3 separate regions of the Homo sapiens genome follow, and all the other regions are linked to region 3. A link is an interaction called in ENCODE POLR2A ChIA-PET data of the cell type or tissue named here. Cell type or tissue: HepG2. All regions are shown on one strand. Links, peaks and the distances in the headings refer to the core of each region. The heading gives the core; the rest is flanking DNA. Region 1 overlaps ARHGEF16 (Rho guanine nucleotide exchange factor 16). Region 2 overlaps PRDM16 (PR/SET domain 16). Region 3 overlaps PRDM16 (PR/SET domain 16).

Evidence for each region. ChIA-PET counts read pairs that join two places held together with the same protein. Peaks named below come from ENCODE experiments on the same cell type or tissue, not always from the same donor. Only the 100,000 strongest peaks of a DNase experiment are listed, where the experiment ranks them.
Region 1: POLR2A ChIA-PET joins it to region 3 with 5 read pairs; 1 of 35 experiments calls an interaction of 5 or more read pairs at or near these places.
Region 2: POLR2A ChIA-PET joins it to region 3 with 6 read pairs; 3 of 35 experiments call an interaction of 5 or more read pairs at or near these places.

Annotation. Positions count from the first base shown.
Region 1 is chr1:3,469,143-3,477,978 of GRCh38, reverse strand. ARHGEF16 (Rho guanine nucleotide exchange factor 16) reads right to left here. Exons shown (of 15, transcript NM_014448.4): 6 at 8,386-8,546; 7 at 4,749-4,901; 8 at 4,457-4,586; 9 at 3,197-3,271; 10 at 1,917-2,009; 11 at 1-104. Among named protein-coding and RNA genes, the nearest start is that of ARHGEF16, 19 kb to the right of the region's middle. RefSeq lists an enhancer at 5,787-6,412. In HepG2, for the core only: a CTCF peak has its summit at 6,000 (motif pointing right); a DNase peak (open chromatin) is centred at 6,368.
Region 2 is chr1:3,214,809-3,224,500 of GRCh38, reverse strand. All of the region lies in intron 2 of PRDM16 (PR/SET domain 16), which reads right to left. Among named protein-coding and RNA genes, the nearest start is that of MIR4251, 92 kb to the right of the region's middle. RefSeq lists enhancers at 1,845-2,387, 2,388-2,930, 4,559-5,101, 5,102-5,645, 6,467-7,235. In HepG2, for the core only: no CTCF peak of the experiment used is centred there; a DNase peak (open chromatin) is centred at 5,000; H3K4me3 peaks cover 1,120 bases.
Region 3 is chr1:3,334,896-3,344,587 of GRCh38, reverse strand. The region is part of intron 3 of PRDM16 (PR/SET domain 16); the gene reads right to left. Among named protein-coding and RNA genes, the nearest start is that of ARHGEF16, 110 kb to the left of the region's middle. RefSeq lists an enhancer at 4,823-5,638. In HepG2, for the core only: no CTCF peak of the experiment used is centred there; a DNase peak (open chromatin) is centred at 3,897.

The DNA of each region.
Region 1 (8,836 bases), core at 3,763-8,762, 130 kb before region 3:
CACGTTGGCCGGCTGGCAATTTTTCGAAAAAGTCCGGTTTCTTCCACTAAGAACAGCTCTCCGCGCTTCAGCAGCCACCGGGAGGCAGAGATCAGTGGGAGGGACTGGGGGGACAGAGCCGGGAGGCGGAGATCAGTGCGAGGGACTGGGGGGGACAGAGCCGGGGTGAGCAGGTCCCCAGGGGGTCAAGGACGCATAGCACCAGGTGGGACTGACTCCTGCCTCTGGACTGGGTGACCAGCTGGCTGCCCTCAGTCGGGGCTGGACAGAGGAAAGGGGCACAATGTGTCCGGGCCTCAAATCGAGGTGCGCCAGGCCGGACCAGACCCTGCCCGATAGCCCAGGGCTGGGTGACCACTGAACATTTCACCCAAGCCAGGACTCGAAGGCCAGTGCTGGGGAAGCCTCCACACACACCTCACCCCTCCGTGGCAATTACGCAGACGCTGGGCCTCCTAGGCACAAGGACCTGCTCAGCCCCGAGGGAGGGTTGGCAGGGGCAGGCCCACCCGTGATGGCCACGCTCCACGTCTGGGGCCTTTCCTGGCTCCTGAGCCACAGAACATCCTCCCTGCTGCCTGGTGCTGAGTTGCTGGAGTCAGTGGGGGGCAGAAGGATGGCAAAGGCCAGAGGGTGGGCAGTGTGGGGGTGATGGGGTGGGTAGTGTGGGGGTGACGGGGATGGGTGTCGCAGTAGGGGGTGGCAGTACAGGGTGGGGGGGAGGGCAGAGTGGGAATGAGGAGCCTGCCCACCAGCTCCCGCTCCTCAGCGACTGTTGACACCTCCTCACCTGCTCCCTGTGGGCCCCGGCTTCCCCACCTGTGCCCACTACAGACTCAGAGCCCCCGGCACCTCCCGCTCCCGGCCTCTGCCACCACCCTCCCTCCTGGATGGGCCTGTTCTCCCCACCCCCACACCCGTTTCCAAGACCAACTTCAAGACCATGTGGGGGTGAGAGCCCCACTCAGGGGTGGACCAGGCCTGGGAGGGGGTCCTTGCTCTGGCAGGGGCAGGCGTTACACCCCAGACTCGAGAGGATCAGGGAGACAAGCGTGAGGGCTGCACGGGTGTGGGCTCAGCGACAGCGGCGCGAAGTCACCGCCCTGACGCCTGCCCCAGGCAGCCCGCCCTGACCCACCCCGGGAGCCCCCTCCCCCAGCTGGGACCCCGCACCCTTACTTGGTTGTCCGTGGCCCTGAGTGAGGGTGGCTGGTGGCCTGTCACCCACTTCTTGCTCCACCCTGAAGGACACCCCCTGGATGGGGCACCAGGACAGGAGACCCACCTGGGCCCGCCTTAGGGGAGGGGCCCTGGGCTGTCCCAGGACAACAGAGGATGCGGCCAGTGTGTGGGATCGTGGGTGGGGGGCTCTGGAGGGAGAGGTATGAGCCCTGCCCGTTTGTGGCAGGGACTAGGGCTGCCCGGGCCTGGGCTGGAAATATTTCACCCTACCCAGAATCCAAGCCTCACTGGGAAACATGGAATCTGGGCTGGCCCTGAAATCACCCTGTCCCCTCCGCTCTGTCCTCAGGCCCTGCCCAGCCCCTGAGGGGCCAGCAAGGAGCGCTGGCCCCAGGCAAGTGCACTGACAGGGCCACTCCTGTTGCCCCCTGGGCTTGGTCACTCAGGGCCTAGGGTCTACCCTTTGCCGGTGCAGTCCTGGGGATGGGGCAAGGGCCACAGAGGCCCACCCAGTGGGATTAGGGGAGGGGTCCACAAGGGGCGCTCCCAGATCGGGAGACTGAGGCCTGGAGAGACCAGAGCCACCAGCCCTAGGAGGCCCAGCCCCCAGGCCTCATGAGGGCAGGCACCCACTCTCCAGCCCTCAGGCTCAGGGGTGTGACCTCACACGCAGGCCAGCAGGGAGGGCTGAGTGGGAAGTGGTCCGAGTGGCCCTGATGTCCGGGGCCACCTACCTTGACCTTGCTGAAGTCCAGCTGTGTGTGCAGCGTGTACATCTGCTCCATGCGCTCCATCCTGTGGGCCCCCTCGTTGCACTGCCTCACCAGCTGCAGGGCATGGTTCCCGTGTGAGAGGCTGGTGCTACAGGGCCCTGGCACAGCCCACACGGCCCACAGTGTGCCCAGGACACCTGCCCAGCCAGCCTCTGGCTGCCCACAGTGCCTGCCCTGGACCAGCCGTGCCACGGGCTCATCAACTGTGTGAGAGCTCCACTGGCTCTAGGCCTCAGTTTCCCTGTCAGCACTGTGAAAGGCTTGGGATGGATAATCTGGGAACCTCTGGGCCTCAGTTTCCCTGTCAGCGCTGTGAAAGGCCTGGGATGGATAATCTGGGAACCTCTGGGCCTCAGTTTCCCTGTCAGCGCTGTGAAAGGCCTGGGATGGATAATCTGGGAACCTCTGGGCCTCAGTTTCCCTGTCAGCGCTGTGAAAGGCCTGGGATGGATAATCTGGGAACCTCTGGGCCTCAGTTTCCCTGTCAGCGCTGTGAAAGGCCTGGGATGGATAATCTGGGAACCTCTGGGCCTCAGTTTCCCTGTCAGCGCTGTGAAAGGCCTGGGATGGATAATCTGGGAACCTCTGGGCCTCAGTTTCCCTGTCAGCGCTGTGAAAGGCCTGGGATGGATAATCTGGGAACCTCTGGGCCTCAGTTTCCCTGTCAGCGCCGTGAAAGGCCTGGGATGGATAATCTGGGAACCTCTGGGCCTCAGTTTCCCTGTCAGCGCCGTGAAAGGCCTGGGATGGATAATCTGGGAACCTCTGGGCCTCAGTTTCCCTGTCAGCGCCGTGAAAGGCCTGGGATGGATAATCTGGGAACCTCTGGGCCTCAGTTTCCCTGTCAGCGCCGTGAAAGGCCTGGGATGGATAATCTGGGAACCTCTGGGCCTCAGTTTCCCTGTCAGCGCCGTGAAAGGCCTGGGATGGATAATCTGGGAACCTCTGGGCCTCAGTTTCCCTGTCAGCGCTGTGAAAGGCTTGGGATGGATAATCTGGGAACCTCTGGGCCTCAGTTTCCCTGTCAGCGCTGTGAAAGGCTTGGGATGGATAATCTGGGAACCTCTGGGCCTCAGTTTCCCTGTCAGCGCTGTGAAAGGCTTGGGATGGATAATCTGAGAACACTCGCTGCCCTGGAAGGTAGGGGAAGCCAGCCCTATGCCATCGGGTAGGGTGGGGTTGGGTGGGGACAGGGTCGGGGTACAGGACTCGGGTAGGGCTGGGGCCAGGCCCCATCTTACCTTGCTGATGGCCTTCAGTGCACGGCTGGCAGCCTTGTACCTTTCGGAGTGGCCCTGGGTCTTGAGGCAGAGCGTCTGGATGGACAACAGACATGGGACAGAAAGTCCCCTCTGGCATCCCAGGTGTGGAGGCTCCCACCAACGCCAGACCCCGTGTGGGGCTGCAGGGTGGTCAACAGCTGCCCCCAGGGGGCTCCTGCAGGGCCCCACAGCACGTACAGCCCCTGAACGGCCTCTGCACCACCTGGAGCTCTGCCAGGTCAGGCCAGGTTGAGTGGGAACAGGAGCTAGCACCCCTGCCTGGAACCCTTCCCTTCCCATCCTCGGCCATCTCCATCCAACTTGGGGAATCGTCAGTGGAGGCCCCCTGGCAGCCCCATTTCTGCACATCCCTGGGGCCCCCAGGAGTTTGAGGTTCTGTTTGGCTTGGGCAACCCTGCCATGTGTAGCCTCAGGAAGCTTAGCTCAGTCCTGCCATGTGCGGGGCTGTGTGTATGGGCAGCATGCACATGTGTGAATATGCCTGTGCACCATGTGCATGCATGTGTGTGCATCCACGTGTATGTGTGTGCACCGGGTGCATGTGTGTGCAGTGCCTGTGTGTGCATGTATGCAAACGTGTGCATTGTGTGCACATGTGCATGCATCGGTGCAATGCAGTGTGTGCAAGTGTGCATGCATGTGTGTACTGGCGTGCATCCATACATATGCATTGTGTGCACATGGGCACATACGTGCCTGAGTGCGTGTACACTGTATATACATGTGTGCGTGTGTGTGTACACCTTTCACCCTCATATACCCTCTGCCCTGTGGGCTGGCATCCCACACACACAGCCCATGCTGGTGAGCCTCTCTGAGCCCCTCTCTGCGTCCACAGAACAGGGAGAGTAGGTGCCAGGGACAGGGCTACCACGTCTAGGAGGACTGGTGGGGTGGGGGCTGGGAGGAGGCTCAGCAGGGCTCTGGGTGATGCCAGTTCCAACTCGTCAGTGTGCCTGAACCTCATGAACCATTGAGTAAGTGAACACAAATCCGCCAAGGGCTGGAACAGTTCCCGGCACAGTGAGCTCTGTGGGTGGCGGCGACCACAAAGTTATCCTGGTTAATAAAGCCATCTTAGGATCGTAACTATTACAATATCATAGGCCAAGCCTGGAGGAGAAGGTCACAAGCACGTAATGCTCCATCCGGGGCAGGGCTCTGGCCGTGGGACCCCAGGATGGTATGCCCGGCCCCACCCTCAGGCCGTGGACTTACATCCATCAGGAGGGGCAGCCGGGTCACCCGCTGCATGGGGAGGATCAGGAAGGAGAGCATGGGCAGGCCCCCGCACGCCGGCCGCCTCTCAATCTCTCTCAGGGCCTCTCGGAAGGCGGCGTTGCTGCTTCTGCAAGAGGACAAGGCTGTCCTTCCAGGCTCTGCATGGCCAGCCTGTACCAAAATCAGGCAGGACCTGCAGAAGCTGGGCTGGGAGCAGGAATGTGCTTTGGGAGACCAGGGTGCAGGATGCTCCTGAGCCACCCTGCGGGCCTCGGGGCCGCCCACTCACATCAGCTTCTGCAGCGTGCGCTGTTGGTAGACCTCGTTGGAGCAGTAGGCGATGTAGGGGTGGAAGTGCTTCTCAGCGTGCTCCTCCAGGATGTCACTGATGTCCTCGACCAGCACCTGGGCCTTGTGCCGCTGCTCCAGGTCCTCGAAGAACCTGAAGGCAAGGAGGGGTGAGGAGGGTGCCACGGGCCTGGTGGTCGGGCCCCACGTGTGCACACACAGACATGCATCTGCATGCACACTCACACATACATGGACGTGGCAGGAGCTGAGCTCAGCTCCCAGAGGCAGCACACAGCAAGCACTTGGGGCGGGACCCGGACCTGGGATGCTGGACAGCAGGGAGGGCGGGTGGGAAGTGGTCAGAGGCCTGGGGCTCCTTACAGAGCCCCCTGCCACGATCCCACGCACTGGTGCCGTCCCTCTGTTGTCCAGGGGCAGCCCCAGGGACTGTCCCCAAAGGCGGGCCCATTTGGACCTCCTGTCCTGGTGCCCTGTCCAGTTGGTGCCCTTCGCCCTTCAAGCTCCTTCCAGCTAAAACGACTGGGCCTCCACACAGGCCCGGGCCCCCGCTGCCGCACCAGCTTGCCCCTGGGAAGAAACTCAAGGACGGAGACTCAGGGGACAGGCACAAGAGCAAAGAGGGGCGATGCCTGGGGCCACCCCTTCCAAGGATGAGTCCCAAATCCGAGGCAGCTCTGCTGGTCAAGCTCCCAGCTGGGTTCATGAACTGTTTACTTTCACTAGGTCCCCCACCCCGTTCTGAGGGAACAGTCAAGGCCGGGGGGGGGCCAGCTGTGGGCTCTTGGCAGACTCCCTGGAAGGGGCTACCAGCCCCTCACCTCCCCATGACCCAGGCCTTGGTCCAGGGTGATCAGGATGAAGGGAGTTAACACTTGGTCAGAGCTAGGCCAGGGCTGCCAGGATTCTGCCCCCATGGGCGGCCACGGCCACCAAGGCTGGGCTTGGCTGGACCCACGATGGTCACCTGCTGTGTGAGGCGGTGGCTGGAGCCTCGTCCATCCTGCAGACCCTCAGAGCACCCAACCCGAGACCACATCCGTGTCTCCAGGCCGCCGCCACAGGAGGTCCTCCCAGCCCAAGAGCTCTGTCCTTCGGAGGACTCCCTTACCCAGCGTGGAGGTGGGCGGGAGTCCCTCCTCCTCTGCTCACGGGGCCCGACTGGGCCTGCCACCCACGCAGGAGCCACGCTTCCTGCAGGGAGAGTGTCCTGACAGCTGCTTGCCCTTGAGAATCCCCAGCAGATGGAGCTGCAGTCCCCGTGGACGAGGACCCAGCAGGTCATGGGAGGCCTCGGTTGCTGGATGAGCAGGGCCACGACATGCGTACGTGCCCAGGCCGGCCAGGCCGGTCAGCAGCTCATATGGGTGACTGCAGGTTCTGAGAAAGGTCTGGGAGAGCCGCCCACCAGCCGCTTACCCCAAATAGCGATGATTCCCCAGACAGTTCACTGTGAATGCCAGGAGCTGTCGGGGGCCCAGCTGGGGGAGGAGGCCGGAGCTTCCCGCCCCAGGGCAGCAATCTAAAGCCCTGAGGAGGTCAGAGGCAAACATGCAGCTGCCTGAGGCAGAGGGGACCGGAGGACACAGAGCTCAGAGAACACAAAGCCTGCCTGGCTGGGGGCAGAGCTGGGGGAGGGGCAGCCGCTATCCCAGACCCCTCCCCCTCCCCCAGCCCCATCCCATGCTGAGTCAGAGGTTGGGAGTTTCCCATAGCTGGTCCCTGGAGCTCTACAGGAAGCCCCTGTCTCCAGGGACAAGGCGGCTCCCTGCCCACCCTCAGGGCCCCAAAGTTCCGCAAGGGCACCCCACAGGCAGCAGATGGGTGGGACTCGCCAGGGGCGGGGCTGATATAAGAATGCGCCAGCAACCACCACTGTTGGGGCAGCCCTGTGCCAGGCACTACAGGCCCCTAATCATCTCCCAGCGCCACCCAAGCCCACGAGGGGACCAGAGGCACCGCCCCTCAGGTTAGCATTGAGGCTGAGGCTCAGGAGACTCGATGCTCCGGGGTCCTCCTGCATATAGGGAGCAGCACAGGGTCGAGACCACACATACCCCTGCCCAGGCACACACACCCACGCACACACACCCCTGCCCAGGCACACACACCCACGCACACACACCCCTGCCCATGCACACATACCTGTCCATGCACACACACATCCCTGCCCACGCACACACACCCCTGGCCAGGTACACACACCCACGCACACCCCTGCCCACGCACACACACCCCTGGCCAGGCACACACACCCACGCACACCCCTGCCCATGCACACACACCCCTGCCCACACACATACCCCTGGCCAGGCACACACACCCACGCACATACACCCCTGCCCACGCACACACACCTGTCCACGCACACACACCCCTGCCCACACACACATCCATGCACATACACCCATGCATACACACCAGGGTGCCGGATGCTCCCGAGCCACCCTCCGGGCCTTGGGGCCAGCCCACTCACACACACCCCTGACCACGCACACACAGCCATGCACAGACACCCTTGCCCACGCACACACACCTACTCACATACATCCCTGACCACGCAGATACACAGACATCCCTGCCCACGCACACACACCCACTCACACACACCTGACCGAAAACACAGCCACTCACACACACCCCTACCCACTCACACATAACCCTGACCACGCATACACACCCCTGCCCACGCACACACATCCCTGCCTGTGCACACACCCGTCCATGCACACACATCCATGCACACACCCGCGCACACACAACCATGCATACACACCCCTGCCCCACACCCATGCACACACACTGCTGCCCAGGCACACAAACCCATGCACACCTACACACACACATACCTGCCCACGCACACACAACCCTGTCCACACACACCCGTGCAGACACACCCGTGCAGACACCCCTGCCCATGCATACACACCCTTGCCCATGCATACACACCCCTGCCCCCACACACCCATGCATACACACCAGGGTGCTGGATGCTCCCGAGCCACCCTCCAGGCCTCGGGGCCAGCCCACTCACACACACCACTGACCATGCACACACAGCCATGCACAGACACCCCACCCCACACACACACCCACGCACACACACCCCACCCCACCCCACGCACATACCCCCGTGCATGGCTGCAGCTGCATGTCCAGCCTCTCTACCTCCAGGCCCTGCAACCAGAGCTCAGGTCCAGCCACCAGACACCTTTGGGTGGAACATGACCCAGAGCTGCAACTCGAGGCTTCCTGCCTACAGGTGAGCAGCTTGTGGCCACCACTGCCTGGATCATGCAGCCCTCTGTGCCTGGACGTCCTGGTGGGGTGGTGCTTGGCAGTGGGGCAGGGTTGTACCCCTGGGAAGTGCTCCACGTCTTAAGAACGACCAGGATGCCACAGCCCCAGTGCTTAGCCCGGCCCTGGGGCCAGCTCTTGGTGGCCTCAAGGACCCTCAGAGGTCATCACACTCCGCGGGAGCCAGCAGCTGCTCTAAACCATCCACATCAAGGTGCAGCGCAGGCTCCCAGGGGCCTGCTGATGACAGTGCGGTGCCCACGGGGGGAGGCACCTTCCTGGCAGAGGACCCTGTGTGGAAGGCTGTGGCGTGGCCTCACCTCTGACTGGCACCCAGGACATCCAGGATGTTGGAGAAGAGGTGGTGGTGCTCCATCTGGGTCACGGTCGCCCGCAGCTCCTTGGACTGCAGGAACTCCTCCACCAGGATGCTCAGGCTGTGCTGGTAGGAGAACTCCGACGTGAGGATCTCGAACATGGCCTGTGGAGAGGGGCCTAGGTGAGCCCCACAGTGACGCTGGACACGGGCGTGCCTCGGTGACCAATGCTTGGAACAGGAGGACGTGACCCGGGTGGCAGGGGCAGGTGGGGACAGGAACCCCAGACACACCCCTGGATGGGGCTGTCAGAATGGCCAGCTTGGAGATGCCAGCCCGACGTCCCTGGATGCCCCTGGCTGGGTGCCTTATGAGCCGGCTGAAGCTGGGCAACGACCCCCGTCCTTGTCAGAGAAGGGGGTGATGGCAGCCCCTGGACTCCGAGGATTCACCC
Region 2 (9,692 bases), core at 3,063-8,062, 120 kb after region 3:
AGGGGAGAGGGAGAGAGAGTGGCCCTGGGCACATGCGGAAGGGGAGAGGGAGAGAGAGTGGCAATTGGAAGCTGGTACCCCAGCGAGAGGGGCGCACCGGGGCCTCCAGAGGGAGACACTACTGGGTATTGGCAACACTGTCGCCTGACCCATAACACGGCACCCAGGTTATACACTTTTGGGTGTGATATTTATCTCTGGCTGGTTTCATGCAATGGAGTTCAATTATGAATTTGATTGCTTTTTTGTGCACGATATAAAATCCTTTATCTTCGCAGCATTTAATTGTGTTCCCTGGCAGATTTGGTATTCATCACGGCCCTGCTGTCCCCAGCCCCAAAGATAAACCATCCACGGGGCAATAAATGTCCACTCTGGTTATTGATGCTTTCAGGGAAATTGATTATCTATTTGAGGGGCAGAGCCGGCTGATGTATGGCCGCCTCTTTACCTGACACAATAGCTTCCCTGGAAGAGAAATCCCTGATCGGTGCCATAGATTTCCTATTATATATAAAATTTCCAAAAGTGATACCCGTTTATCTTAATATTTGTAAAAGGAGGAGACGCCTCAGATGGGGTTGGAAAACTGTCTTCCTCGTTCATCTGCTCACGGTGTTTAAAGTTGAAAAAGGCAGTGGACAAGGTGGGTGATGAGACAGGAGGCTGCACCCCTGTGCTGGTCCCACTCTGGTTATTCCCGGTTCTCGCTGCCTGTTCCGCCGACCCCCTCCATTCCGGGGGCTGATCCCCAGCCCTGGTATCGCGTGACCTCTTGCACCTGGTCTGTGATTGACTGAGAAGTTAGTTCCTAGGGCTGACATGAGTATGCAGACCCAACACTCAAATTGATGGTGCATTCCCCTGCAGCCCTGAGAGGTAAAGCAGGCTTTGGATGAGTTTAGTTTGAGCTCAAGAAAAAGAAAATCCAAGCAATGTTATTCTAGATTCACCATCACGTACTTGGATGGCCAGTCTTTCTCCCTCTTGCCACGATTAAGAGAAAAATGCCTGCATGCCGGGGGTGAGCGTGGGGTCAGCACCTGTGTGAGGCGTGACACTCCTGAGCTGGGGAAGATGCCTGAGCCCAGGAACATTCCAGACAAAAGATGAACTTCGGCTCATCAGCAGCGCTTCTAGCAGCCAAACGATAACAGGCATCGTAAACTCCAGAAACGTTTGCTCCCCACGAAAATCGATAGCAACTCCGTAATCAACACTGCGATGAGCCGCGCCCTAGTTAAAACTGGCCCAGGGTGTGTTCATTTGCTAATTCCCAGACTCCAGAAAGAAGCCTTGATTTTCGGAGGTTGCAGTGAGCCAAGATCGCACCACTGCACTCCAGCCTGGCAACAGAGCAAGACTCTGTCTCAAAAAAAAAAAAAAAAAAAAAAAAAGCCTTGATTTTGGCCACGGCGGAGGCAGGGCCACCTTGGCTGCTCCAAGGATACCTCTATGAACAGGAGCTTCCATCTGCAGATGCTACCCCACGCACGCTCATGTCTGGGAGTCTCTGGAGCTGGGGATGTCTTGACCGATCCAAATGCCCCTCAACCTGGTCTTGCTCCCCAACCCACCCACCAAACTCCACCCCGGCCTTGAGGGCAAACTGCACACTTTCTCCAGGCCCCTTTGGATGCAAAGTGCCCTCACATCAGGCTTCAGCTTTGGAAACCACAAGCCCAGGAATCACAGATGGATGTGGGGAAAGATCCAGAACCAAGCCTGCATCCACTGCAGTGCTGGGAATGGGGATGCTGGTCCTCGCCCCACTGCACGCTGGAGACAGTCAGGGGCCCTGCAGAGCACCCATGCCCAGTCCGCCCCAGAGTCTCACGTTGGGGTGTGGGCTGGGCCTAAGTGCCCTGGGATGGGGAGCAGGCCCTCCCCTGCATGGTAGCTGGTGCATGAGGCCTGCTGGGCAGGGCCATGAAACACACCCAGCACCAGCACCATTGGTTGGCAGGGGCCCCGCAGGTTCCACCTCCTGAAGCCGACCACAGGCCGAAGGAGAGGCTTCCTGGAGGGAAGAAAGGCGGGGTAGTTGGCAACAGGCTGCGAGCCCCCACTCCTCATGGCGGAGGGAGGGAGAGAGACCTTCCTCAGCAAAAAAGAGGAAGTCCCAGCACCCAGGCCTGCTGGAGCCTCAGCTTGTTCTTCCAGCTCAGAACGCTGGAAAATACATCTCAGGGCCAGCAGCTGGGGCACCGCTCCCTCCCAGGGGAATTACATCTGTCGTCACCAGCTCCTCACTGGGGGAGGCTGGGCTGGGTGGGTGGGAGGGAACCCACGTGGGCAGCCCTCTGGCTGGTTATTTGCTTTGTCAGGGGGTGGGACCTGAGCTCAAGGTCACGGCACCTGTGGCGGAGGCTGGCCCTGCAAACGCACCTGCAACAGCCCCTCCTTCCCCTTGGGCCTCCCTCACCTCACTTCCTGCCAGCACGGGGCCTGCAGACCTCTGCTGGGGAGCAGTGGACGCCCTCCAGGGTCTAGGGAGCAGATAAGACGCGAGACTACTTCATGAAGTTTACTGTATCCCCATCTAAATTTGTGGCTTTTCCTGCACAGATTTCTCCATACCCAGCAAACTCTGAGGATGGCTCCAAGGTTCTGGGCCTCAGGATGGGAGTGAATTCTCCATGAGGAAATTGTATATGTGTGTGGACATCTGTGTGCACATGTGTTTTGCATGCACGACCTGTGTTTGTGTGTACATGTGCCTAGACACGCATGCATGTCACTGTTTGCACACATGTGCGTCTGTGCATGTGTATGTGTGTGCATGCGTGTACATGGGGGCATCCATGTGTGTCCCACATGCCCAGGGTGGACATTTCAGGGCCGGGCAGGCATTGAGGGGAGAAGGGGGAAATGCAAGAGGCTGCCCCTGCCTCTGCTCTCCAAGCAAGCGCAGTGCATGACGTTCATTGGAAGCCAGACTTCTCTGTGACTGCTGGCCCGACCAGCAATGCTTTATTTTGACTAAAGAACATGCAGTGCTTAGAGAGTCGGTGCAGGCCGGACAAAGAGTCTCCCCAGTGAGGCCAGCTGCAAGCGCCTGTCATTTGTGCAAACACAGCAAATCCAAGCAGCTTTTGCATCTTCTGGAAAAAAGTCCCACGTACATGATCCGGTTTGATTGTCTCTGTTACGCTGAACCGGAGGCTCAGAGAGGCTCATGACTTTAAGGCCACACAGCAGGCAACTGAGCGCTGGAACCGGGAGGCCCAGAGTCCAGTCTTCTGCTCTCTTAGTCTAGAGACTGTTTCCCTGAAGAGCGGAGTGAGGCAGAGGCTGTGGGGCACTGCCCATCTTTGCCAGAGACCGAATGCTGAGGCTGAGTTGCACACGGTGAGGTTGCACACGTCCCAAGGCCCTAAGCCAGTGTCGGCATGGCCAGCTGAAATTCCAAGGCCCAGCCACTGGCAACCCGTCCCCCCTCTCCACCTCACTGACCACCCTGGGTTGTAAACATGACTCCTGCTCCCAGACAGGGTCTCCCTCTCTTGAGTCTGAGCATCAAGTGGCCTGATGGGATGGATTCTGAAATCACCATGTGTCAAAGGGCTGGAAGAGGCTGGCTCTGCCACTGTGGTGCACTTTCTCCCAAGGCTGGGCTAGGTTGGCCCTTTCCTCCCTGGGCAGCTTATCTCAAAGAGACCAAGGCGAGGAGCTTCCCCATGCAGACTGTAGCAGCACCCTTGGAGGAGGCGAGCAGATGCACGAGCCCTGCACCCTGGGCTGCCTCCCTGTTTGGGTTCCTGTTTGCCAGGCCCCTGCACACCTGTCATCCAGGGAGCTTCTCCCAGTGACACCCAGGAACTGCCAGAGAATGGGGAGAGAGACCAAATGGTGTCCTTTCAAGAAAGGGCCCCTCTAGACCATCCCCAAAGTCAGCCTTCCGTTGCATTTCAGGCCAAGGAGAACCACAGCAGCCTGGGGGTACGGCAAGACTCGAGGCCAGGTGGGCCGGCTGCTCCTGTGGCCCCTGCACCTGCAAGCAGGTCTTGGCTTTCTCAGCCCTGCCGACCCAATGTTGCCCCAACCTGTGCTGGTCCTGCGTGACCAGGTCCCAGGCCCACAGAGCTGTGGAAGGTGGCAGACGCGGGGAGGGCTGCAGGTAGCTCCTGGATTGGCCCTGGGCGTGAGTCTGAGCCAGGACAGACCACAGGTCCTGGGGCTGCCCTGGCCGGCTGCTATGATGCCTGTGACGTGGCCCCACGGTGTTGGGGACAGGTTTTGTGTGCATCGGCTGGGAGGCTGGGCGTGCTGTGGGGCCACAGAGATGTGTGGAGGAAGGTGCCGCAGACGGAGTGACGGCGTGGGCACGGCGAGGACAAGATGCATTCCTCCCGGCGCGTGTGGGCACGGAATGAATGTCTCTTCAAAATGAGGGCTATGTCTGGAGATGCAGGCAAACCCATTTAGATCCTCTGAGAGCCCACTCGGGGGCTTTTACTGTCTGAGGTTACGTGGTCAATGGTTTTCAGGAGAGGCTCATTATTACCTCAGCGCCAAACATCTGTGGCCAGCACCGCAGCCTCGCCATCTCCCCAGGGAGACTCCGCCGGTCTGGGTCCATGGCCTGTGCTAGCTCCGTGGATCCGGGGGACCTCATGCCTGTGGGGGAGCTGGCTTTGCTGAGATATCCTCCTCCGGCTTGCCAGAGGTGGGGAGACAGCGCCCGTGAGGTATGGGGGTTTCTCCCGAAGTCGGTGAAGCAGGGCAGGCGGGCGGTTACAGAGCCTTGAAATGCAGGGCGAGAGAGATGGCCGCTCCTGCCATGTTCAGCCCTTGCTCCTGCCATGTTCAGCCCTCACTCCTGCGGGACATTATCTGCACAGAATCTCCCGAGTGCAGAGCTGTGGCGGGGATCTGGGAGAATTTTATCGTCCTGTTCCCGAACACTGCAGACAGACCTGGGTAATTATTAACCCGGCTTCTGACTCTCTCTGTTCCCAAAGATGATACTGCCCTACCGAGGGCCTGCCAGCCCCCTGCGCTCTCCTCCCACGCTGGACCCCTTCCCCCGCCCCAGCTCCAAGGGGAAAGAATGAGAAGGCAGGTCCTCCGGGAGCTGGCACGGCAGACAATGTGTGTCTTGTGTGAGTAATTTAGCGCTGTGGCCAGTCAATCTGGTTTCTGGGCCCGCTGCCCTGACCCTCTTTAGAGCTGCTTGCTCTCGCCGACACAGTGTGAAACATTTTCTTTCACTGCGCTGACACTCCGCAGATTGAGACGTCAGCCTGGTCCAACTGCAGCAAATTAGCAATTTTTCTTTTGCTAATTGGAAATAAAAATGTTTGCCGAGGGAGCCGTTTGTCGGCATGCGGTTTTCGGTTTCTGTGCACCGTGAGGCTGTGTTGAAAATGCATCCTGAGGTACTGCCCACCCTGGGGTGCCCCTCACCACAAATCCTAAAGGCCCTCCTCGCGGCAGTGTGCAGAACACGCCTCTCCCCTGCAGCTCTCCGCTCAGCCCGGCACTGGACGCGAGGACCCCTCCTTTGGGAGAGCTGGGCCCCAGGCTGTGAACTTTCGGAAAGCCATTGGGATTGGCAGGTGGCAAAACTGTCTAGGGTGAGCTGTGAGAAAGCTCTTTGCAGGGAAGAGGGAGAACACGTCTCCAAAAATGCCAGCTGGGTTACGGGATTTCTGAGCAAGCGTGGTTCGGGTTGTCCACCTTGTCCGCTGAGCGTGCACCTGGGGGAGGAGCGTCCTGAGGCCTGGCCTCCAGGGCACATCTGATTTCAGCCACCCCTCGCTGCCAAGAGTAGAAAAGACCCCAGCTCGTGGGTAGAAGGTGGCAGAGGCACCTGCCAGTGTGGATAAGGGGAGGAAGCATCTTCTGCTAATTGGAACAAAGAAAGAAAGAGCCAGAAGGAAGGCAGAGAACATCCCTTTCTAAGGAAGGGCCTTGAGATCAGGTGTAGCCATTCAAAACTTGGTGAAGAGACAGGCCCCACCGATGCCCACCTGTGCGGGCGGGCACATCTGTGTGCACGTGTGCGTATGTGTGCCTTGGAGTGGGTGGGTGTGCCCAAGTGTGTCATGGCCTGTTCCCGCACACCGAGGTGGCCCCGGCTGCCCCCTGGGGATACCTGGGGAAGCTGGGGCTGCTGGCCAGCACCTAACGGGTTACTGCCCTCCCCCCTTCTCCGATAAAGCATTTGACAGCCATGCCTAATAATTCTTTCTGCTGGGTTTTTTCTTGATGTCTTTATGTGAATATGAAGCCGGAATGAAAGGCTTTGGGGGACCCCCATGAGAGAGGAGAAGTACGAACCAGAGAGGAAGAAAGAGCCCTGCGGCTCCCTGCCGAGAGCCAGGCACCTCCTCTGGCCGTCACGCCAGGCTGCAGAGGCCCTTTGTAAGTGCAGGCGACTCTTCTTCACTTGGCCACGACAATAGTGTTTTGTGGCGAGGGATGGGATGGGGGCGGCAGCGAGGGGCTCGCCCCAGGGCCTGCAGATGTTGGATGAGGGGTGATTTATTGCTCCGGTGTCCTCCTGCATTTGGCTACCTTCCCAGACCCCAACATCGGTGACAGAGGAGGGAGGGCCGGCAAGAGGGGGAAGAGGCCGGTGGCAGCAGTCCAAGGGGGCACCCCAAAACCTCGTGTGGGGAGCAGAGTTGGGAGTGAGCGAGGTAGCATGCAGGCGGCATCCCGAATACTTCTAGGGGGAAGAGCGCGCGTCCCAGCCAGCCCAAAATGAAACTCGCAGGGCCTCAAGGAAAACTGGGCTGAGTTTCTCAAGAGCTCTCCCGTGTTGAAAAAAAAGATCTACCGGGATGCACGGCACGGGGACCTGGCCCCAGGAAGAGCAGGGCCGTGAGTGAAAACGCTGCTTCTGGACAGCGTGCACTCAGCCACAGTGGCTGGGAGAACCCCTCACCCTCGCCGTAGACTTAGGCCAGCGCACTCAGCATGGCTGCCAAGCTCGACAGAGGCCAGTTTATGCTCCCAGGCACTCTTGAGATCCACTTTCATCTGGAATAAGGAGCAGAAAGGAGCGGTTTTCCTCTTGAGTTCTGACCTGGCCCAAACCAGAGAAGCCATAAATCCAACCAGGAGGGCTGTTCCCATGAGATCCCTGCTCCCATTCCAGACCAAATAAGCCGAGAAGAGCTGGGGGGCAGCCCAGCAGCTGCTGCAGCGTCTTCTGAACTGACAGCCTGCAAGCTGCCGTGCGCCCACTGCTGTGGCCGCCCCATCCCCAGCGCTAACCCAGGCTAAGGAGCTGGACGCCAGCCGCCCAGGAATGGATTCTGGGTCACTTCCAGGGAAGAGAAATCACTGCCGATCAACTCACACACGGGCGAATGCCCGTTTCACGGTGAAAGGTGTGTGAGGAGAAGGCCACCCGGGGCTTTTTATCCTGTTTGGGAATGAGCTTTGGTCACGGAGCCCTGGAGGAAAACACCACACAGAAAGCGTGCTTCTATCCACACAGAGGGTGCCGTTTCCCCTGCTGCCCTGCAACATTTGGACATGGAACAGTGCTAGGCTACGAGTTAATTCACAGAGGAACTGCCGCAATCCCAGTGGGTGGCTTCAGGCTGTCAGAGACAGTGGTGGCCCAGGGAGGGACCAGGAGCCTGGGAGGCTGAGGAAGACAGAGGTGCGGACAGTGGGCACCTGAACTCTATGGCAGTCACGGATGACTGGCTACAGGAACCTGTCCCCTCCAGTTCCATGCTGATGGCCACAGCCACAGCCCCGCCCTCTGCAATATCAAGAATGGTTTCAGCATCTCCAGTCTCAGGCATGGGCCTAGACTCTCTGATTTCGTGAGGCCAACCACAGCCTCCGGACAGTGTGGCTCCTGACTCCTGCCCCAGGTTTGGGGAGACTCTGGGATGCCCAGCTCCAGCCTGCTAGGATGCCCACCTCAGCCTTCTATGGCAGGTCATTGAGTGTGCCCAGCTGTGATGTGACAACTAGGCCTGGTTCGGCGGGGGACAGCCACCGGGGGCATCTGAAACCCACCAACCCACCAGACCTGGGTGGGGATGTGTCTGGGTGTGTCTCCCCACGCAGGCCATATTGGGGAAGGCTCTTGGATTCTCCTTCCCTGGTGGGCTCAGGGGCCTGCAGGAGCATGCATGCTCTGTGGGTCTCCTCTCTGTGGAGGCCCCTCTGGCTTCCCAGCCCCGTGGCATGGATGTCACTGGAGTGACAGCACTGTGACAACCCACTGTACTTTCTGCGGGTTGGACGCTTCTTGAACATGGCTGGTTCAGCATCTCGGGGGCCTGGACACTGCCTCGTCAGCACAAATCTCTCCCCAGCTCCTTGCTGGGATATGTGGAAACATTTTTCCCATGGAAAGAGAGTGTGGCCTTTGTCAGGGGGCCACGGCCAGCCCGAATTACAGTAAAGATTAATCCCAAACAAGAGACAGAGACAGAGACAAAGAGCATCATACACTTGGGTTTTCAATGGATGTTTTCATAAATGTATGAATAATTTAAATTATCATTGCCGAGTATTTATTCGAGTGTTTCAGGGGGAAAAATGCCTCCTCTTTTTTCTCCCTTGATTCTTTTCATTTTTGCCTCATCTCTTTTATGTGCTGCATAGGCTGTTTTCTTGCCATCTGAATCGGCCCCGGGAACAATGGGATGTATGAGGCTGAGGAGCCGGGGAAGAATGCGCCCCTTGTTGCCGACGCCGCGCCTTGACATTGATTAATGAGGGTGCGGACACGGGCAGAATTTGTGAGAGCTGAGGGGAAACCAGAGGACGTGGGGGCACCCGAGGAGGAGGGCAGGGGCTGGCAGGGGAAGGCCACGGCCGTCCCTCCACGCCCAGTGGGAAAGGGCCAAGGGAGGGGTGGCCTGGAGCCACCGTGCAGAGGAGCACTGACTCGACAGGTCCCCGGAGGACAGGGCCCCTGTGGGGTTCTGGGTTGGTCCGCTCGGTGGAGGGAGGGTGGGGCTGCAGCCAGGTTGCTGGCTCTATAGGCAGGGCCCCCACCTTCCTTCCTGCACCACTCTTTTCCACCCCACACAAACCACTCTCTCCCGCCTCCACCCATGACCCTCCTGGAGGCTCTGTTCTCCTGGACCCCAATAGGCCTTGCCTGTCCCCGGGACCCATGACCCTCCTGGAGGCCCTGTTCTCCTGGACCCCGTGGGCCTTGCCTGTCCCCAGGGCCTGGCTGCACTTCCACGACATGGCTGTTTCTTCCTGACATGGTCCCAGTGGCACCTGTGGATCATCCACACAGAGGTCGGGTTCCGCTCTGTTCTGTGCCATCTGATCCTGTTTATTGAATGACAGATTCCTTAGCAGTAGGAGTGGACTTCTTGGGGATGTCCTTTTGGTTCTGATAGAATCCTCAACCCAGGCTATCCAGGAGCCCAACACTGACATCAGGACCAACAGCAGCGATGGGGAAGCAGATGGGATGGTGTCTTTGATGATGTTTGGATACGGTCCCATTGGCTGAAAAAATACCTTGATCAGCTGACCACACAATCCCCACACACAGGTCCCCACTGTCAGGTCTGCGGCATTGACCTCTAAGATCGGTGGCCCTGAAAGGAAGGTTTGGGGGACGATGCCCAGGGTATCACACCAGGGTCTCAGGCCCTGCCCAGCCAAAAGGTCTGTATTCACCACAGAAGCATCCTGGGGCCACAGCTCCCCAACGGTCAAGATCAAGCTCATTGTAACCATCTCCCCAT
Region 3 (9,692 bases), core at 1,972-6,971:
TGCACAGAAACAGGAAATTGTCACCCATAGCCTAGAAAAAACCACAGCCAATCCAAACCAACTCTGATATGAGCCAGATGTTAGAATCAGCAGATTTAAAAATACCTTATAAATATGTCCAAAGACTTAAAGGCAAAGGTAATCACAATGAACTAACAGAGGGGAAATGCCAACAGGGAAATGCCAATTATAATTAAAAACCAAAAGAAAATTCCAAAACAGAAAAGTATACTGCATGAAATAACAAGTCCCTAGATAGGCTTAGTTTTTTTTTTAGATGGGATCTTGCTCTGTTATCCAGGCTGGAGGGCAGTGACGTGATCCTGGGCTCAAACCATCTTCCCATCTTAGCCTTGCAAGTAGCTAGGACTATGACGGTGCACCATCGCAACCGACTAATTGTTTAATGTTTTTGTAGAGAGGGAGTCTTGTTATGTTGTCCAGGCTGGTCTAGAACTCCTGGCCACAAGTGATCCTCCCAGCTCAGCCTCCCAGAGCACTGGGATCACCAGCATGAGCCACCACACCCAGCCCAAGGATGGGCTTTTAACAGCAAGTTGGAGATGACAGAAGAAAGGGTGAGTGAACTTGAAAACAGATCCATAAAATTATCCAATCTAAATAATAGAAAAAATATACTGAAACCAGGCTGGGAGCGGTGGCTCACACCTGTAATCCCAGCACTTTGGGAGGCCGAGGTGGGTGGATCACAAGGTCAGGAGATTGAGACCATCCTGGCTAACATGGTGAAAGCCTGTCTCTACTAAAAATACAAAAAAATTAGCCCGGCATGGTGGTGGATGCCTGTAGTCCCAGCTACTTGGGAGGCTGAGGCAGGAGAATGGCGGAGGCGGAGAACCCGGGAGGCGGAGCTTGTAGTGAGCTGAGATTGCACCACTGCACTCCAGGCTGGGTGACAGAGCGAGACTCCATCTCAAAAAAAACAAAACAAAACAAAAACCAAAAGCTGAAACCAAAGGAAAAGAGCCTGAGCGATATGTGGGACAATATCTGATACATATGTAACTGGAGTCCCAGGAGGAGAGAAGAGCTAGGAAGTAAAGCAAAAATTAAAAAAAAAAAGTCTGAACAAAGCACTAAACCCAAAGGAAGAGATTTAAAGCATTCACCAATCAAAAGACTCAGCTAAGAAAATAAAAAGCCAGGCCACTCATTGGGGAAAAATATTTGTAATACATATAAACGACTAAGGACTTGTATCTAGGATACATAAAGATCTAAAAATCAATTGATAAAAAGACAAACAATCCAATTTAAAAATGGACAAAAGGCTTGAACGAACACTTCACAAAAGCACTTATACCCAGTGAAAATATCACAATTCATCTGGGAAATGCATACTAGATCCACAATGAGATATTCTTTCACACTCACTCAAACGGTTATAATGTAAAAGACTGACTACACTAAGTGTCGGTGAGGACCGGAGCAGCTGGAACACTCACACATTGCCGCTGGTGGAAATGCAAAATAGTACAACTTTTTGGAAAGCAATTTGTCTCATAAATGTAGACATTCATGTATCCTACTAGTGAACAATTTTACTCCTGGACAATTTATATCAAAATGAAATGAGTTGAAAACTTAAGTCCACACAATGCTTGCACATGAATACTTGTAGAAACTTTATCTGTAATAGCCCACATCTGATACAACCCAAAACGCCCATGCCTAGGACAGTGGATAGACAACCTGGGATCTATTCATACCATGCATGCTACTGCCATACAGAATAAAAGAACACGCAGCTGACAAGTGCAGTGGCATAGATAGCCCTCAGACATCCTCATGTCGAACAAAAGAAACTGGCTACAAAACAGTGCCTTATGCGTGGATGTCTTTATGCGGAGTTCAAAGACAGGTAAAATGAATCCAAGGTGATAGACATCAGAACAGCGGCTGGCCATTTGCCCTTGGGGGATATTGACTGGAAGAGACCAGGAGTGATGGAAAAGCCTTCTGTTGATTCTAGTGGTGGCTACGTGTGTCAAAGTCATCCAAGTGTGCCCTCATGGTACGTATAGGCTACCGTATATATCACACATCATACAGGCATGGGGGCTCTGAGGCCAGACTGCCTGGTTTGAGACTCACCTCTGTCACTTCCTATTCTAGCCACTGCTAACTGTGGACACTTATTTTAGCAAGCTGCCTTGCCTGCAGGCAGAGAGGTGACGTGGCAGAAGGGGCCACTGAAGTAGTGGGTGGCTTGGTTGCTCCCACCTGCCCAGAGGGCTTCTCAGGTTTGAGTTGTTAATTTTCCTCCCCTGGAACTTTCCACAAATAACTTGAAGTGTTTTGGGAGTTGGGAGAGTATTGTCTTAGGAATATGTTCATTCATTCTCCCAAGGACCTGGTATGGAACTGTGGGTTCCAAGGTTACTTCTGGGGTTCGGTGGGGAGGGTGTTGGTGGCACAGGTGAGCCACGCCGGCACGAGGCTCCCCTCTCAGAGGCCATCGTGCACCCTGGGTTTCCCTAGCTGCCTCATCCAGGCTGAGCACGGCTGGGCTGGGAAGATCACCAGCAACCTGCAACCTCAATCATGGTCTTTCCCATCCTTACATTTAAAAAGGACAGGTGCTTTTCAACTTGAGATGGGGTTACCTCCCAAGAAGCTCATCATAAATTGAAAATATTGTGAGCCAAATGAATTTAATACACCTAACCTACCCGAAGAAGACAGCCCGGACTCACCTGCCTCAGATGTCCTCGGAAATCTTACAGTCAGGCAACACCGTCTGGCCACACAGTGCGCTGCAGAGCGCGGGCGGTTCACCCTCATGACTGTGTGGCTGGCCTGGGAGCGGCAGCTGCTGCTGTTGCCCCACACAGCAAGAGGGTGTTGGGCCACAAATTGATAGCTGGGAAAATATCAAAACTCAAAACCCGACGTATGTTTTCTATTGAATTATTATGATCACTTCTCCACCGTCGTAAAGCCAAACATTCCTAAGTTGAGCGATCGTAAGTTAGGGACCCTCTGTGTGTGTGCGCACGCGTGTGTGTGTGTGTTCTGACATCCTGGTTTCTTCCTCTTTGTCTGTGCTTCACGGCGGGTCTCGCTAGCCAGGCTGGCCGGACACTGATCTCCATCTGCCAGACCACCCCGATTCTTCCATTCAGGAGCTGCTTAGGAAGCATGGGGCAAAGTCGCCAGGTTGCCCCCCTTGCTTCCCCTCTGGATGGGAAGCTCTCTAAGGCAGCAGCTGCAACCACAAGGCCCAGGGCCTGCAGCCTCTGAAGGAGGACAGGTGAGCCCTGGTCACTCCCTCTGAGACCTACCCTTGCCAACGGGGATGGAAACCTGGCTGGGGTAAGACAGCCGCCATCTGCCACACCCACCAGGCGACAGTCACTTCTCGAGAGCTTTGCACTCTGGAGCTTGCTCAGCTCTGCTACATCCTCTGTGGCCTGGATGGCTCACCCATCATAGCCCAGGAGAAACGAGGGCTCAGAGGGGGAGAAACGAGGGCTCAGAGGGGGAGAAACGAGGGCTCAGGGGGCAGCAACTTGGCCAAGGAGCGTGCGGGGTTGGACACATCCCCCTCCCTAGCCTGGAGCCTTCAGCTGCCACACAGCCCGAGGGAAGGTGCGCTGGGGTCAGCTCACGGGGGCCATGCTCCCCTTCCTCCAGGGAGGACTCCAGCCAGCTCTGTCCTGCTGCAGCACGGCCCCCAATGCCAGCTTCACCTCTGTCCTCCAGTCTGGAGGTGCACAGGGCCTTCTGCCTTCAGCCACCCCATGACTTCTGCCCCACACCCTGACACCATTTTGGCTGTTAATTTCATAAAGAGGCCGTTGTTCATCTAGATGGCCTTTACAAAACACGTCCCCAGTGAGTGGAAACATTTAGTTAATAATTTAACACTGTGCTGGCTGCTGAATTTTCAGGCCCCCAAATAAGATCGATGGAGCTAACAATTGGCTTATTGAGTGTCCCGGCTCTATTTCCTGAAGACACAGACACGCGTAGAAGGGACAGACTCAGAGTGGGGGAGGGAGCCCTGTGCAGGGGGAAAAACGTAGATGGTATTGATGCAAGTTGTCAAAAATAATTGTTTTATTTTCCCTCGGAATGTTCCAGACATCCCCAGATGCACTGATCCATGGCGCTGGCTCTCCGGGAGCGGGTGTTTGGTATTTATGGCGTTTTGCAGCACCTCTGAGATGGGGATCAGGTAAACGCTCCTGCCTCACACTGGTGCCATCTGTCCCCAAATTGTTTCAGGAACGGGGTGAAGGGAGGGAGAGGCCACCACCTGTACCTCCCTCCGAGGGGCAATGGTGGCTTGGAGGGTGGGCTCGTGGGGTCTGCTTGGGGATTTAGGGGGTACAGTGTGCAAAGGGCCCAGGTAAGGACTCGGCTACCACAGCAGAGGATCCCCCGAGGCAGACCCAGACCTGGAAGCCCCCACCTGTGTTTTACCCAAAGGAAATAGGGTCACACTTTACCCATGAAGCTACTTGACAGCAGATTCCAGAGGATGGACCTGCAAACCTGGGCAGCGAATCCGTCCATACGCAGCAGAGATCGCCTGCCATTGACGGAGCATCAGACAGAAATTTCACGCGGGTCCCAGGGAGAGGAGGAGGCACGCTCGGGGGATGGCACACCTGTTCCCCCCAGCCCCACTTGCCTGGTGGCCCTTCCAACCTCAGCTGCTGCACAGAACCGCATCTTCCTATGGGACTGAGCTGGGCTGCCCTAGCACCGGCCCTGGCCAGAGTGGATTCTTCCTCCCTTTGAGTGACAGGGGCTCTCTGAGGATTCCAGCAGCTGGGGAAGGGAATGGTGAGGCAGGTGAGGGGGGAGTTTAGCCCCGTCTCCCACAGTTCTGAGGGAGGCTGAGGCAGATGGGGTAACTGAGCTCTGCACACCCCCCACCACACACACAATGCAGCCAGGGGTCCGCAGTAGGACTGTCACCTTCACGAGCAAGGTGGGAGGTGTGAGCGAGACCAAGGCAATGGTCGCTCCGCAGCCTCCTCCCACGCTCCTTCCCACCTCACTGCCTGAATCGCTCGGTGGGCAACAAAGCTTTGTTGCTCTTGAAATCCCAGCCTAAGTAGCACTTCCTCCAGGAAGCCCCTGTGGATTCACTGGGTAGGGGTCATGCCCTTTCCGCTCTGCTCTGAGCACTTTCTAGGGTCCTACTGACCACCCAGGATGGTTGCCACTCATCCACCCATCCCTCTGTTCCTGCTTCCGGGCACGGATGCGCGGAGGCCCACCCTGTGCCTCACCCTGGGCAAGGGCCAGGGATACCGAGACAAGCAGGACGTCTGTCTTTGATGGTACTGTGGTGGGTGGGTGAGCTGTCTCCCTCGGGGGCAGTATCCCACAAAACGTGGTTCGGCTTTCAGCAGCTGGAGGTGAGGGTGGCCAGGAAGCTGCCCTCCAGAAGGAGAGAGCAGGAGATGCCTCTGAGCACCCGGAAAGGCGGGACATGGGGAGGCCAGAGAGGGGAGTGCACGGAAGCTCCCCATCGATCGCCTTGAAGCTGCAACTCTCCCCAGACAGCAGCAGGGCTCCAAACTGCCTCTCCTTGGCCTGAATGGCAGCTGCTGGGGTGCCTGTCACTGTCACAACGGGCTTCTTCCTGCTTGCTGGGCTCTGGGGAGCTCAGCACAGCCGCACAGAAAAGGGCAGAAATGGTCCACTGCCATCAGACAGCCCTTTCTCTGCTGGCCTGTCCTCATGGGCTCGGCCTGCTGCAGTCAGCTCCAAAGAAAACAGGACGGTGGCATGTGTGTCCACAGTGTGTCCTGCCCAGAGAGGACCCTGGCCTGGCCTGTGCTCAGACACTTTCTGTCCTGGCTGCCTCTGGGGCTCCAGGAGGGCATGGTAGCCACAAGCCCCTGGGTTCCAGGAGCTTCCCCAGCCAGCCAAGCAGCCCTCATGGCGTGGGACCCTGAGTGGTGGAGCCCGGGTTATCAGGCCGGAGGTGGAGGGGCTGAGCACCCAGAGGCCAAGCCCTGGTGAGATACTCATCAACTGGCCACCCTGGGCAGTCAGACAGAAGAGGCGGCTTTCCCCGGGCACCCCGTCCCCACTTGGAAAGGAGCCTCTGAAATGAGGAAGTCGGGTTGGAAGCCAGGAGGGCACCTTGGCCCTAGCTTCTTGGTTCACTGCTCAGATAACTGAAGGGTAAACAGAGCACTTGCTCCCTGGACAGTGTGTTTGTGATAAGCCTAGAGGCCAAATGTCCTGGGGCCTCGAATTGGGCCCCAGAGGAGCAAGGGAACATCTGTTCCCCACGGGGCTTCTCATCTGAGGCCACAGGAGCCCCTGGCAGGACCACGGAAGCCCTGGCATCTGGGAGGCTTGGGGCCCAGTATGCCCCCTTCTCCTGCCTTGCGAGGGTCCTTGCAACTTCCCAAAGAGAATTCGGCTGCGCCTGTTTCTCTGGAAGGATGAGAATGGAATAAATGACAGCTGAGGCTAGAGCTTCATGAAGCTAGATGTTCATGTGTGTGCACACGTGTGTGCATGCACACGTGTCTGTGTGAATGTGTGTGCATGTCTATATGTGTGCACATGTGTCTGTGTGTATTCATTTGTGTGCATGTGTTTTTGTGTACTATGTTCACACATGTGCGTGCCAGTGTGTGGGCATATGTGTGTACATGTGTCTGTGTGCATATCTATGTGTACACAAGTGCCCATGTGTGTGTCCGTGCATGTGGGCCTGTGCGTGTGACTTTTGTTTCTTTTCCCTCCATCTTTTGTTCCAGCACCAATGCTCAGTGTCATGCTCCAGGTCACCAGGGCGAGGGGTGGAAATGCCGGTCAGCCAGGAACTCTATCGTGTGCTCTCTGGGGATCCCCAACCAGAGAGACCAAATGGAAAACCGCACAGCATCACACCAAGGGAAAGCCAGCCAGCCTGGGGCAGAGATGGTTGCATGGTGTGTGCCCGCAGCCCCTGTTGGGGGCTGGCCCCGCAGTGGCCAAGCAGCCTTCCTCTGCACCTGGTGGGTCTCCCCCAGCTCCCACCCCAAGGGCCTCTAGCTCAAAGGTCCCTGATGATGGTCCCCTTGATGATGTCTTGGTGACCTGGCATGGCCCCTACTCTAACCCACAAGATCCCAGCTTTAGAAATCAAGCACCTCCTAAGAACCCTGCTAAACCTGTTCTCCCAGAAAAGAGAGTGGCCACAGCCTCAGGAGCAGCAGTTGGGTGCCTTCGATGGAGGAAGCGGTGGGGATGCTCAGAGCACTGGGGAGAAGAATGTGCCAGCTCTCAGGTGGGGCCTTTCTCTCCTGTCTCCTGAATTAGAATTCACAGTGGGATTCACAGATACACATGCACACAGACTCACACCAACACACATGTGCGTGTATGCATTCACACACAGAGACTCACACCAACACACATGTGGATGCATGCACTCACAGATGTACACAGATTCACACCAACACATATGTGCATGCATGCATTCACACAGAGGCTCACACCAACACTCATGTGGATGCATGCGCTCACACACGCACACAGATTCACACCAACAGATGTGCATGAATGTGCACACACAGACTCACTCCAACACACATGTGCATGCATGCATGCACACACAGATTCACACCAACACATATGTGCATGCATGTGCTCACAGACTCACACCAACACATGTGCATACAAGCATTCACACACAGACTCACACCAACACACATGTGGATGCATGCACTCACACATGCACATATATTCAGACCAACACAATGTGTGTGAATGTTCATGCACACACAGACTCACTCCAACACACATGTGCATGCATGCATTCACACACAGATTCACACCAACACACATGTGCATGCAGGCATTCACACACAGATTCACACCAACACACATGTGCATGCATGTGCTCACAGATTCACAAAAACACATATGTGTGTGAATGTGCACACATACACACACTCACTCCAACACACATGTGCATGCATGCACTCACAGACTCACACCAACACAGATGTGCATGCATGCACTCAGACTCACACCAACACACATGTGCATGCATGCACTCACACACAGATTCACACCAACATACAAGTGCATGAATACGCTCAGTCTCACACCAACACACATGTGTATGTATGTGCACACACACAGGCTCACTCCAACACACATGTGCATGCAAACACACATGCACAGACACACCAACACACATGTGCATGCATTTGCTTACAAATATGCACACACACCCCTCCACATGCACACACACATGTGCATGTACACACATGTGCATGTACACAAACAGCCACAGACACACACGTGCTCATACACAGAGATAAACATGCCTACACCTACACACAGACTCCAACATACATATATACGCACGTGCACACATGCGCACATAAGATACACACACCGATACATATGCATGTCCCCCGCTATCTTGGCAGGTCAGTAAGCCTGAATGCAGGGGCTGGGCCTAGCAGTCAGACCCCACACCCTCTCTCCCTTCATCTTCACTGTTCTCAGGCACAGCTGTGGAGATTGGGGTTCTGCACATCAGCGTCAGCGATACTCTGGGCAGGCTGTCGAGACGTCACAGCCTCCTCTGTGGGGCTGCCTGACAGATCCACGACTGACTTCAGGGAGCGGAGTTCACAGTAAGGAGGTTCTGAGGACCAGAGAGAGCGAGCAGGGCTGGGCTGGTCATGGAGACCAGTCTGAGCTCTCCCACACTTCAGTGCAGGAGCATGGGGCACTTGGCCCCCGGGCCTCCTGTGAACCTGGGCAGAGGTGGCTGGGGTGCCAGGGGAGGTGTGGGCAGCTGGGCTCTGTGGACTCCTGAGTCCTCCTTGCCCCTGCCAGGCCAGCACCTTCCACCAGGATGCCAGAAAGAACGGGGAAGAAGGCTGGATTTTGAAAGAAGTAGGTGTTTTTCTTTGGAAAGTTTATTTGCAGATTTATGTCCAAGGGTGTGTGTGTGTGTGTGTGTGTGTGTGTGTGTGTGTGTGTTTTAACCTCAGCCAAAGGTTAGATTTCAGATATCCTCCAATGCTCTGTTTGAAGCCTTGTTTGTTTGTTTGGATTGGCCAGTCAAAAGTTAAAAGAAATAAACTCTGCTCCCTTTAGAATCCTGTTGAGCACGCTTTCGGACATGCGACGTGCTAACGCGACCGGGCTAAGGACGTGTTCTCTACGGACGCCCTGAGGGGAGGAACTGTTCCCCATCCTCCAAGGGCTTCCATGTCCTGCTATTTCCAGGCCGGCCCCAGCCCTCAGTCAATAACGTTCTTTCATTCACTTTCCCAAGCGGAAGGCTGTGAAAAGTCTCCTTTGAAGTGCCTTCCTCGGTGTGGTGATCTGGCTTCCCTTTGCACCCAGACACCAGCTCCCCAAACACGCTTCCTCTCAGGCCTCAGAGCAGGACGCTGGGGCTGTGCAGGGCAGCTGGAATTCGCACGCTGGGCTCCTTCCAGGCAGGGACAGGGGCCTTGAAGCGAGTTCTCTCAGGGCGCCCACCCTCCTGAAGCCACAGGGGGGAACCTGGTCTCCCTGCCACCCCGTCCTCTCTGGCTGTGCCCTTGACATGGCGGGGCTGGCGCTGGGGACTCTGGCTCTGAGCCTATGGGGTCATGTTGCTGCTGTTCGTACAGGCACATCCTATGGGGTTGGACGCGTGGATGGCCCTCCGCGGAAGGCGCAGGCCATTGCTGATCCTA